Linked DNA regions of Homo sapiens: region 2 is linked to region 1. The links are chromatin loops, found by intact Hi-C in ENCODE. Cell type or tissue: gastrocnemius medialis. All regions are shown on one strand. Region 1 overlaps ZNF618 (zinc finger protein 618). Region 2 has its middle 22 kb from the start of ZNF618.

Region 1 (5,000 bases):
AAAGAAAGAGAGAGAGAGAACCTTTACCAGGTCTCATTTCCGTCCACCATCTTCCCAGAAGTCCTCATGAGGCTGGCAACTCAACATCCGTCGCAAGGATGAGCATCAGCTTGGCTAGTGGCTGGCAAGGAACTGGGCTCAAAGTAGGCCTTGGGGATCCAGAGCCATGCTACTGCCACCACCCCAGGTCACCTGCTGGATGTCAGGCAAGCTGTGTGTTCCTTTCAGTCATGGCACTTTCCTTAAATGCTACAGGGCAGCAGAGCCCCCCACTATGTCTGGTGCTGCCACAGGACTCCCCAGAGTGCCCTATTGAGAGCCCTGGGACTGCTCCCAGGGATGGCTGGCAGGGCTTGCCAGCACACAGGAGGCAGGAGCGGACTTTTCCTCTTCCCATTCCTGCTATCACAAGTGATGCAACAGTCGCCATCCCAACTAATCCGAGTTCACAGCTCCCACTGAGCACTTTCCCTAAACACCTGGCTTAGCTCCCTCCCAGAGCATCAGACAGACCAGGCGAGGACAGGGGGTCTAGTTCCTGAAGTCACAGAGGGGGACGCTGGGAAGATGCCTAGGAGAGGATGCAGGCTTCTGAGAAAGAATGTGGGGTAGCAACCCTTTGCACCCAGCCAGGTCTAGAGAAGCTCGGGCACCTTTCACAATACACAAAATGTGACAAGATAGAAATCCAAAGCTGGTGAATGAGAGAAGAAAAACGCAAGGGTAGGGACAGAAGGCTGGTTCCTTACAATGGACAGTCCCATATTTAGCTCAGAGCGTCTCAGGAGCCACTGTTCAGAGAACAAATGTTCAGGAGTGTGTCCAGCCCTCTCTGTTCAAACATGCAACAGGAGCTGGGTCCAGGGCTTGCCGAATGACAGGGGATCTGAACAGGGAAGTCATGGACAAGTGGGTTTCCTGAGGCTCTGGGGCTTGGCCTCAAACCAAATGTCCTCTGGAGCAGGGTCTTCTGAGTGAAGCACAAATCTCCTGGGGGTGTGTGGTGGCTGCCCAAGGGGTAAGTAGGTCCACACAGCCTTAAGAGAATCATCAGCTTCTAAATGTGTTCTTTCCTAAAATCAATGTGCCAGAGAATCTGGCAGGTGGGAGGCCCCACTCGCTGGTTCTTCCCACTCTCACCTTCACCCTTGTGCCACGTTACAAACAAAAGACGATCCTTTCACCCACCCCTAATCCTACCACGGTGCCTGCCCCAAGAGATGAAAACCCTGGGGCTCCAAGCAAAGAGGTGACCCTACAATACTGGTGTCGGGCTCAGAAAGTGAGTGGATCTAATGACCAGGAACAACTCCTTTTTTGAATCGGGTGACTTCCAACTCTCTGCTCTCAACAAAATTAGAGGAGGATATAATGGAGTTGTCAGCGAAGAGACCATTAAAAATATCATCTGATGATAGACCCCTGTGTGATTTCTGGCATACAACTTGGAAGGAATTCAAAGAATTGAGTGACACTGCTAAAACAAAACTCTATCCACTGCCAGCTACTTACATATGTGACTGAGCTTTCTAAGCACTTAGACCTACAAAAACCAAAAGATAGGAATTAAATTAATGTCGAATCTTGTCTCCTTCTAGCAATAAGAAATATTAATTCAGAGATACATGAGCCAATTGAGAAAGAAATGAAGCCCTATCCATTTCATTAAGAGATGCATTTTCAATAATTTTTTACTTTTACATTTACTATTTACCTAAATTTGTTTTTGATGAATTGTATGCTAATAACAACTCAATCTGGAAAAAAAAAATGTTGGAGAATGTAGAGCTTTATGATCCCAGGAAATTTTTTTTTTTTTTAGAAATTTCAATTTCAATTTATGTACATCTTGTTATGGTGATGAGTGTGAAACAGTGATCAATAAAAGACTTTCAAGCATAAAAAATATATTTTACATTAGGATAAAACCCTGTGGGGGCAGTGGACTGGAAATATGAGCTCAAGGAGAAAAAGGAAAGATGTAAAATTTCTGACTGTTAAAGATAGGCTTGTTCATATGTTTTTGAAGTGATGATGGTGGATATCAAATAGTGGTAGTGTTTGGATTCCCTTGGATACATTTTGAAAATTGGTTCACAGTTTTATTTCCAAAATGCCACCTTTTTTTTTTTTTTACACAATATCCTGGAAATTATATCCTTTGCAATGATTTAAACTTTGGATAAAAATGTTAGATGGCAACTCAAACATGTGAAAAAGAATATACAGTTTTCAAAATTCTTTTAGGAGGTATTGAGCAAAAACAAATGTTTGAAAACCTTGGCCTTTTAGGTTCCTGTCACTCTAGAGGTAACCCCAGAGGCATCAATGTCCTGAGGTTCCAGCTAATAGCAGTGGTACTGGTTTTACGTTTTTTGTCCCGTTAAAAACACTTCCATACCTATTACGTCACTCTGCCCCCAACAATTCTACTGGAAAGAGGGGCAGACTTTTATTCTACCTACTGACCATTCAAGACACGGTGGCTTAGAGAAGTTAAGGGGCTTATTCAAGTCCCCACAGTAGGGTAAACCCTGGGCTCTTGACTTACAGCCCAAGGGCCCTTTCTAACAGGGACCCTCTAACCCTTCAGACCCCAAGAGGAAGCGTCAGTAGCAGAGACAGGACGCGCCTGGGAGGGTGGCCAGAACTCCTCCTTTCCGAGTGGCTGCAGCAAAGAGCTGAGTGTTGGTTCTGGCAGGCTCTTGTGTGAGGCCCTGCCAACAACCTATTGAAACAGGAAACGAACTATCAGCTGGCACGATGAAGCAGGACCTGGCACCTACGCTGCCTGGGTCTGTCACAGGCTGAAACCCACGTGGCTGTGTCTGAATGACTGTCAAGCTCTTCTGCTGCTCCTTCCAGCGCCATAGCCTGGCTGCTGCCTCCTGGTTGGAGCTCCTTCCTCCTCTTTTCCTGGCTCTCTGGGCTGCCCTATGTGTGTGAGAACACCTCTGTACCTCGGTCCTGAAAGCTTGCTGCCTAGAAACATCCTTGCAGAATCCAGTCTCCCATCTATCTCATCCTTGACTCCCGCTCCTGCACTTTGTCCAGTGACCCTCCCTGATCACCTATGTCAGGACGGGGAACTCACTCCCTCACAGGCTTATGTCCAGTTACCAAACAGTTCCCATGATCACACGAAGTCCTTCCTTTTACTGAGTTGAAATCCCCTCCTGGAGACTTCTCCGTATTGGCTAGGACACCCTGGAATGTGTCTGCTCCATGCGCACCTTGCAAAATGCTGTAAGTTGTGAATATTTAGATTCCATTATCCCCCTCTTCAGGTCTCCACTATCGGGGAATAACCCAGTTGGTCCCTGTCCCTCATCTGAAGAGGGGTCAAGTCTGGGTCACTCATTCCCTCCACGGTCTCCTGCACTGCTACTGAGGAAACTCAGTTAAGTCTCGGGTCTCTGGGCCCCTACTGCTCTCCCTGGACTCCCTCATTAGTAAACACCTCAGGATTAAGGACCAGTGGTTTCACAGCATAGGAAAGAGTACCCACTGCTTAACAGTACACCTGGACCACCATAATGGGATGCGGGCATCCTTATCTCTCAGAGCCAGGAAATAGTCTAAGGGCTGGATGCTCTCACTGTTGTAAACCCAACTTGCCTTATCTTCATCAAGAAGAATGGCAAGTAGGTTTCCACTTCTAATTTTTCAATTCTAGCTGACTGGCAGAGACCTCTTGGCATACTGTGTTGAGAAGGATTCTGAGGTGCATCATTGGACAATGTACAGTAATCAATTCGCAGTGTCTGCCATGAACATGGGACTGCCATGAACCCGGAGCGAGGCTGGGTGAGCGAAGTCCTCAGGAGGCCCTTGGCACGGCAGGAGCAATGGTAGTGCCTTGTGTTTGCTCCTCCTCCTAGAGGAGCCCCTGAAACCTCAAGTGTGGTCTGCCCTTCCTTCTTGGGGCTGCTGTACAGAGCTGTTCCTGCAGCCTGTCAGATGGGTGCAGGCGTCTGTTAACTTCCTTTCTTTCATTTCTGCTTTTATCCAGCAAAGTTATTAAGTTTAGTATCTATCATCTCTGCTCTTCTTACTATAAAAGGAAGCTCTTGGTCTTGCCCCCAAACCCTGCACCAGCTCCAATGGCAGTGACTTTCTTTCTCGGAGTGAGAGACACCCTTCTCAGCACAGGGAATTCTCTGGGCAGCAGGGAAGCAGCAGCAACCATTGCGAACTTGGCAGCCAGCCTCCTGGGCACTGATGCCCCTCCTGACTCCAGCAGGAGAAGCTGCCAAATGCCATCTGTGTGTCCATGACCCGGGCTCCCCCACGGGAAGTGCCTTGGATGATGTTTGTGTCACTGGGAACATTGTTTGTCTGATGGCTATTAAAGGGCCAGTGTGGACTCGGGGAGGCTCCCTCATGGCGCAGCACTGGGTGACTGAACAGGAACACTCTTCTACTCAGCAACAGAGCCCGTCTCTGAGCCCGGAGCGAGGCTGGGTTAGCGAAGTACTCAGGAGGCCCTGGGCACCACAGCACCCAGCACTCCCCGCCAAGTGCCCCAGGAACACGTTAACTCCCCCATGCCCGGTGACCAGGACAACGAATGCACACTGCAGCAGGGGCTCACTTAAAAGCAAGCTCTAACCAGCACCCCACCCCAGCCAGGTCCCTGGGAGAGCTTTCCCTCCTTCATACACTTTCAGAAGCAGGTAGGAGGTAGGTGTTGTGGTAGGCCCTTCATAACACGAAAGAAAATGTCACCAACTTCCTGGGTGACCCTGGGCAACTCTCATCCTTTCCTCAGGCCTTGTCTGCCCCTCTATAAAATAAGGAGGTCATGGGTACCAAATTGACAGCATGCATAGCTCCACTGCCCACTTCTACATCCAGGGCAGACACCAACAATCAATCATGCCACCCTTTAGAATCCTCAACAGAGAACTCCTTACAGCCAGTAGCAACTGCTTGGACTTAACCCACAAAATCTACTTGCCATCTTGAGATGAGAGGAGTCCAAAAGGTTCAACTCTAAC
Region 2 (5,000 bases), 140 kb after region 1:
CGCCATGGAATACTACGCAGCCATAAAAAACGATGAGTTCATGTCCTTGGCAGGGACATGGATGAAGCTGGAAGCCATCATTCTCAGCAAAGTAACACAAGAAGAGAAAACCAAACACCGCATGTTCTCACTCATAAGTGGGAGTTGAACAATGAGAACACATGGACACAGGGAGGGGACCACCACACAATGGGACCTGTCAGGGGGTGGGGGCATAGGGGAGGGGTAGCATTAGGACAAATACCTAATGCATGTGGGACTTAAAACCTGGATGACGGGTTAATAGGTGCAGCAAACCACCACCGCACAGGTATACTTATGTAACAAACCTCCACGTTCTGCACATTTATCCCAGAACTTAAAGGAAAAAAAAAAAAAAGGAAAAAAAATAGCAGGGTATGGTGCCACATGCCTGTAATCCCAGCTACTCAGGAGGCTGAGGCAGGAGAATTGCTTGAACCCAGGAGGCAGAGGTTGCAGTGAACCAAGATCGTGCCATTGCACTTCAGCCTGGGTGATAGAGAAAGACTCTGTCTCAAAACATACACACACACACACAAAACAAAAACAAACAAACAAAAAAACTGACCGGCCTGAGAACTCCCATGTGAAGATGTGAACCTGGATTTCCTTTCTCACCTTCCCTTTCTCAGCTACCCTTCTCCCCTTTGATACAGTAAAGGTGTATGTCTTATCCATCCCAAACCTTACCACGAGACATTGCCTGGAGAGGAAAAAAACCTGAGTTGGGGGTGGGGGGAGAGAGAGCACCAAACAGAGGGCTGAGGGCAAATGTTGGAAAGTAAACGTTCTTTTAATCAAGACTCCCCAGACCCTTCCCCAGTCATCTCAGTGAGAGATGAATTCCCATTAATTTTACATTTTCTGTTTAACAATTATCTAAATTTTAATCAGTTGTATCCCAAAATTTATTGCATTGATATCTCAATTCAGAGAAATGTTTAACCCTTAAAGCCTTATTATCCCAGGAAATATAAAAATTCTGAAAATTTTGCCTACAAACATATTTTTGATTTAGACACTATGACATGATGATCCATATGAGACTTACCAGCAGAAAAAAGATATGACATTCCTATAAAATTCTATGGGGGAAGTAGAATGGAAATAATGACTTAAAAGAGGAAGAGGAACATTGTAAAATTTCTAACTGTTAAAGGAGAGTTTGTTCATCAATTTTTCAATGGATGATGGTGGGTATAAAATTACTGTGATATTTAAATTCCATTGGATATATTTAAAGGAGTGATGTTAGCAGTTTAATTTTAAACATTAATATTTACAATACATAGGATGTTACACCCTTTACAACTATTTAAAACCATGAGGAAAAATTTAAAAAATATTTGATTGTGTATTTTTTCAGAATGCGTTCGGTGGCACATGAGCAAAAAACTGTGCAAAGGCCTCTGGTTTTGTCCAACTGCTTTTTTTTTTTTTTTAGATGGAGTCTCACTCTGTCACCCAGGCTAGAGTGCAGTGGCAAGATCTCAGCTCACAGCAACCTCCACCTCCCGTGTTCAAGCGATTCTCCTGCCTCAGCCTCCCGAGTAGCTGGGACTACAAGTGTGTCTCCACACCCGGCTAATTTTTGTAGTTTTAGTAGAGATGGGGTTTCACCATGTTGACCTCAAACTGGTTGGTCTCAAACTCCTGAGCTCAGGTGATCTGCCCACCTCAGCCTCTCAGAATGCTGGGATTATAGGCATGAGCCACTGCGCCTGGCCCAGCTGCTCTTTTTACAGATGAGCCATTTGAAAGTCAGAGAGAAGAAAGGACTTACTCAAGGTCATATGGCAAAATAGTGCCTGAGCTAAGACCAAAGCTGGTCTCAGGACACCCTCTTGGGCCCTCTTCTTTTTTTTTTCTCTCCAAATGCTAGCTTGCTGTATCAGGCTGAGTCTAGCAGTTCCCAGCACTCAAACAGGATGAAAGGTATGCAAGTTCATCAAGTGTTTATTTACAGACCTGAGAGCAGGACTAGGGCAAAGCAACAGAGGCCGATCAAGCACCAAGGACTAGCAACAGTACAAAGCCATTTCCACCCTGGGCCAGAACAGGTAGAGGGAAAGAGCACTTACCTGGACCTGACGAGACCTGTAGCTGTAGGAGAAGGCCCCCAACAGGACCTGTGTCTTTAGGGGAGGCATCAGGGCACTGCCAAACCACGGCTAGCAGCAAGAGAGCTAGGGGAGCAAATCCACAGATCTCTCTCTCCTCCTATGCTGTTTTCCTGCTGGTACCTTCATTGGTCAAATCATCCAGAAGCCAAAGGGCAGGGGAGCTAATTGTTACAGTCCTTAGAGGTCACCTCTTTGGGCACAGAGTAAGGCAGAGAAGGGCAGAGAGTCTAGGGGGCAACCAGAGAATGTCCACCACACATTCCATTTTGAACTTGACATTTGTACTTAAACAAAAAGAATAAGTTTCCCCGTCAAAAAAAATTGCAGCAAAACAAAGAAATCTGCCCCCTAGAAGAATCAGAAAGCCCATATTTATGAAGCAGGAGGAATTTCAGAGCAGTTTGGAAGGATTTTTATTTTTCATTTTGTAACTACGATACACAGATATCTACTTATTTTAATACTATAATATTTTGTCATCTCCTTTCATTGAAAACTGATCATTTTTGCAAAAATTGCCTGATTAAATCCTCACTCATGAATGCTTCAACAGGCTGCTACAAACTACAACTAAAACTCAGGAGTTGAGGGAAAGTCCCTGAGAAAAAGCAATGTTAATGGACACTTTAAACAGAATTATATTATGAAAGATAATAATATAAATTATTCATAGCCATATACTAAAGACAGGTTAATCCAGCTAGAATTCGATTGAAAGAATGTATGCAATTGCCATAATCAAAAATGCTTTCACACTTAAATCACCTTTCTAGGCAACCTGTGTCCATGTTATAGAAAGAGTAGCACCCTCTAGGGGCAGGGAGTGCCAATGGTCTATTGCCCTTTGACTTGGGCTTTTTCCTCATACCAGTAAGGTCATGATGGAGGTGGGGTGGAGGAGGGATGAGGAATATTTTTATCCCCAGTCCTCTTCCAAAAGAAAGCAAGTGGGTGATGCACAAAGACCCTCAGCTGGGAAATGGAAGACCTAGGTTCCTATTCTGGCACAGTCGTTGATTCGTTTTACATTCTTGATTAATGTCCTTCTCTCCAAACTCAAGTTTTCTCTTTGTAAATATTTATCTCCAGTATCTCTTATACTTCAATAGCTTCAGCTCTAAAACTAGAAAAAACAAAAACAGAAACAAAAATGTTATGGAATTGTCCCGGGTACTAGGTAATACTTGTGAAAAAAAACTTTGTAAATTTTCAGATGCTAAAGCAACATAAGGGAGGCCACACGGCATAGTAAGAACACATGACCAGAGTTAGTTAACCTGGGTATAAAATTATAGCCTGAAATTTCAAACTTCTGGCTACGGTCTAGTAAGGAGACCAGCAAATATTTTCCCCAAAAAATACCCATAAAGCTGGACAAAATTGATAAAACAACCCTTTCACTCCTCTTGAAATCAACTAATGGCACACAACAATTCCAGAAGCATTTATGTTTGAAAAACTATTGAACTTTGGGTAAGAACAGTGGAAGTGTGGTGTCTTTACCTGGGGCTGATCCTAACTTCCACCTTCTTCCCAGCTTAGTTGGTGCTGAGATTCTGTCAGGATATGGCAGGTCCATGAGGACAGACAGCTACACTTATTCAATTTGGAGCAATAGGTACCCATATCCAGCAGCACTGGTGAAAGTGATTATCCTGGCATCAAGTGAGGAGGGAGGGCCAATGGCTCTTCTTGTCTGAGATTACAGTCATGGTTAAGGCAAGCATATTCCTGGCTGAGGGTGCGCATATGAGCAGCCGAGACCAAAGAGAGTACAAACTGTATACACAATCCTGGCTGACCCTGAGGCTGGACACATGTGCACAGGAGACCCAGAAGGGCCTAGCTGAAATTAAAATGCTGGAGTCGACTTAACAGTGGCTTAAACTTTGAATCTATTCCCTTACCCACACACAGATTTCAGCACAAGACAGAATCCTTACTTGCTTGAGGCACTTCAGCACAACCTCTGTCCTATCATTAGCTGACTAGTGGGCTACACAGACACAGGGATGAGCCTTAAGAAGTCAGTCTTAAAAAGGAAAACAAGAATTAAAAAAAAATCTGGGCAGAGATATCAGCAGCTCCATATCACTGGGGAGATAGATTTAACTCAGGTAGGTTACTAAACAATGAACAAATTTTAAAAAGAACAAACCTTCGGGGGGGAAATACAGAATCCAGAGTTGCTACAATATATAACTAGAATCCTCAGTTTTCAAAAACACCACCAACAAAAATGAGACATGCAAAGAAAGTATGACTCATGCTAAAGAAAAAGGGGAAATGATAGAAACTCCCTCTGAGTGATTCTAGGTTTATCAGACAGACATCAAAGCAGCTATTTAAATATGTTCAAAGGGCTAAAAAAAATCACATTTAAAAAATTAAAGGAAAGTATGGAAACATTGAATCAACAAATAGACAATCTCAATAAACAGACAGGAATTATTGAAAAGAACCAAAGAGAAATTCTGGAGTTGAAGATATAATAACTGAAATGAGAAATTCATCTAGAGGACTTTAACAGAAGATTCAAGATGGCAAAGGAATGAATCAGTGAACTTGAAGATAAAAATTGAAGAAAAATGAATAGAGCCTTAAAGACTTTTGGGACAACATCAAGTATATCAGCACACATACAATGGTAGTCCCAGAATGAGAGGAGAGAAGAAAAAGGAAGAAAAAATTTGAAGAACTAATGTTAGAGGGGCGGGCGGCCAGCGTGGCTGGGCGTGGCCGGGCGCGGCCGGGCTGCCGGGACCCGGACCCTGGCCTGCGCGCTGTGCGGCTGCCAGCTCTCCTTCCTGCTACAGGTGTACGCGCTGCTGCCCCGCCGCGCCGACGCCTTCCACC

Evidence for each region. Peaks named below come from ENCODE experiments on the same cell type or tissue, not always from the same donor. Only the 100,000 strongest peaks of a DNase experiment are listed, where the experiment ranks them.
Region 2: a loop joins it to region 1, with 2.1 times the contacts of the local background. A loop is called at or near these places in 2 of 110 quality-filtered maps.

Annotation. Positions count from the first base shown.
Region 1 is chr9:113,992,064-113,997,063 of GRCh38, reverse strand. All of the region lies in intron 3 of ZNF618 (zinc finger protein 618), which reads right to left. Among named protein-coding and RNA genes, the nearest start is that of AMBP, 84 kb to the left of the region's middle. In gastrocnemius medialis, no CTCF peak of the experiment used is centred here; DNase peaks (open chromatin) are centred at 2,763 and 4,263; H3K4me3 peaks cover 666 bases; H3K27ac peaks cover 2,002 bases.
Region 2 is chr9:113,851,490-113,856,489 of GRCh38, reverse strand. It overlaps the pseudogene PDCD2P1. Among named protein-coding and RNA genes, the nearest start is that of ZNF618, 22 kb to the left of the region's middle. In gastrocnemius medialis, a CTCF peak has its summit at 2,958 (motif pointing left); no DNase peak of the experiment used is centred here.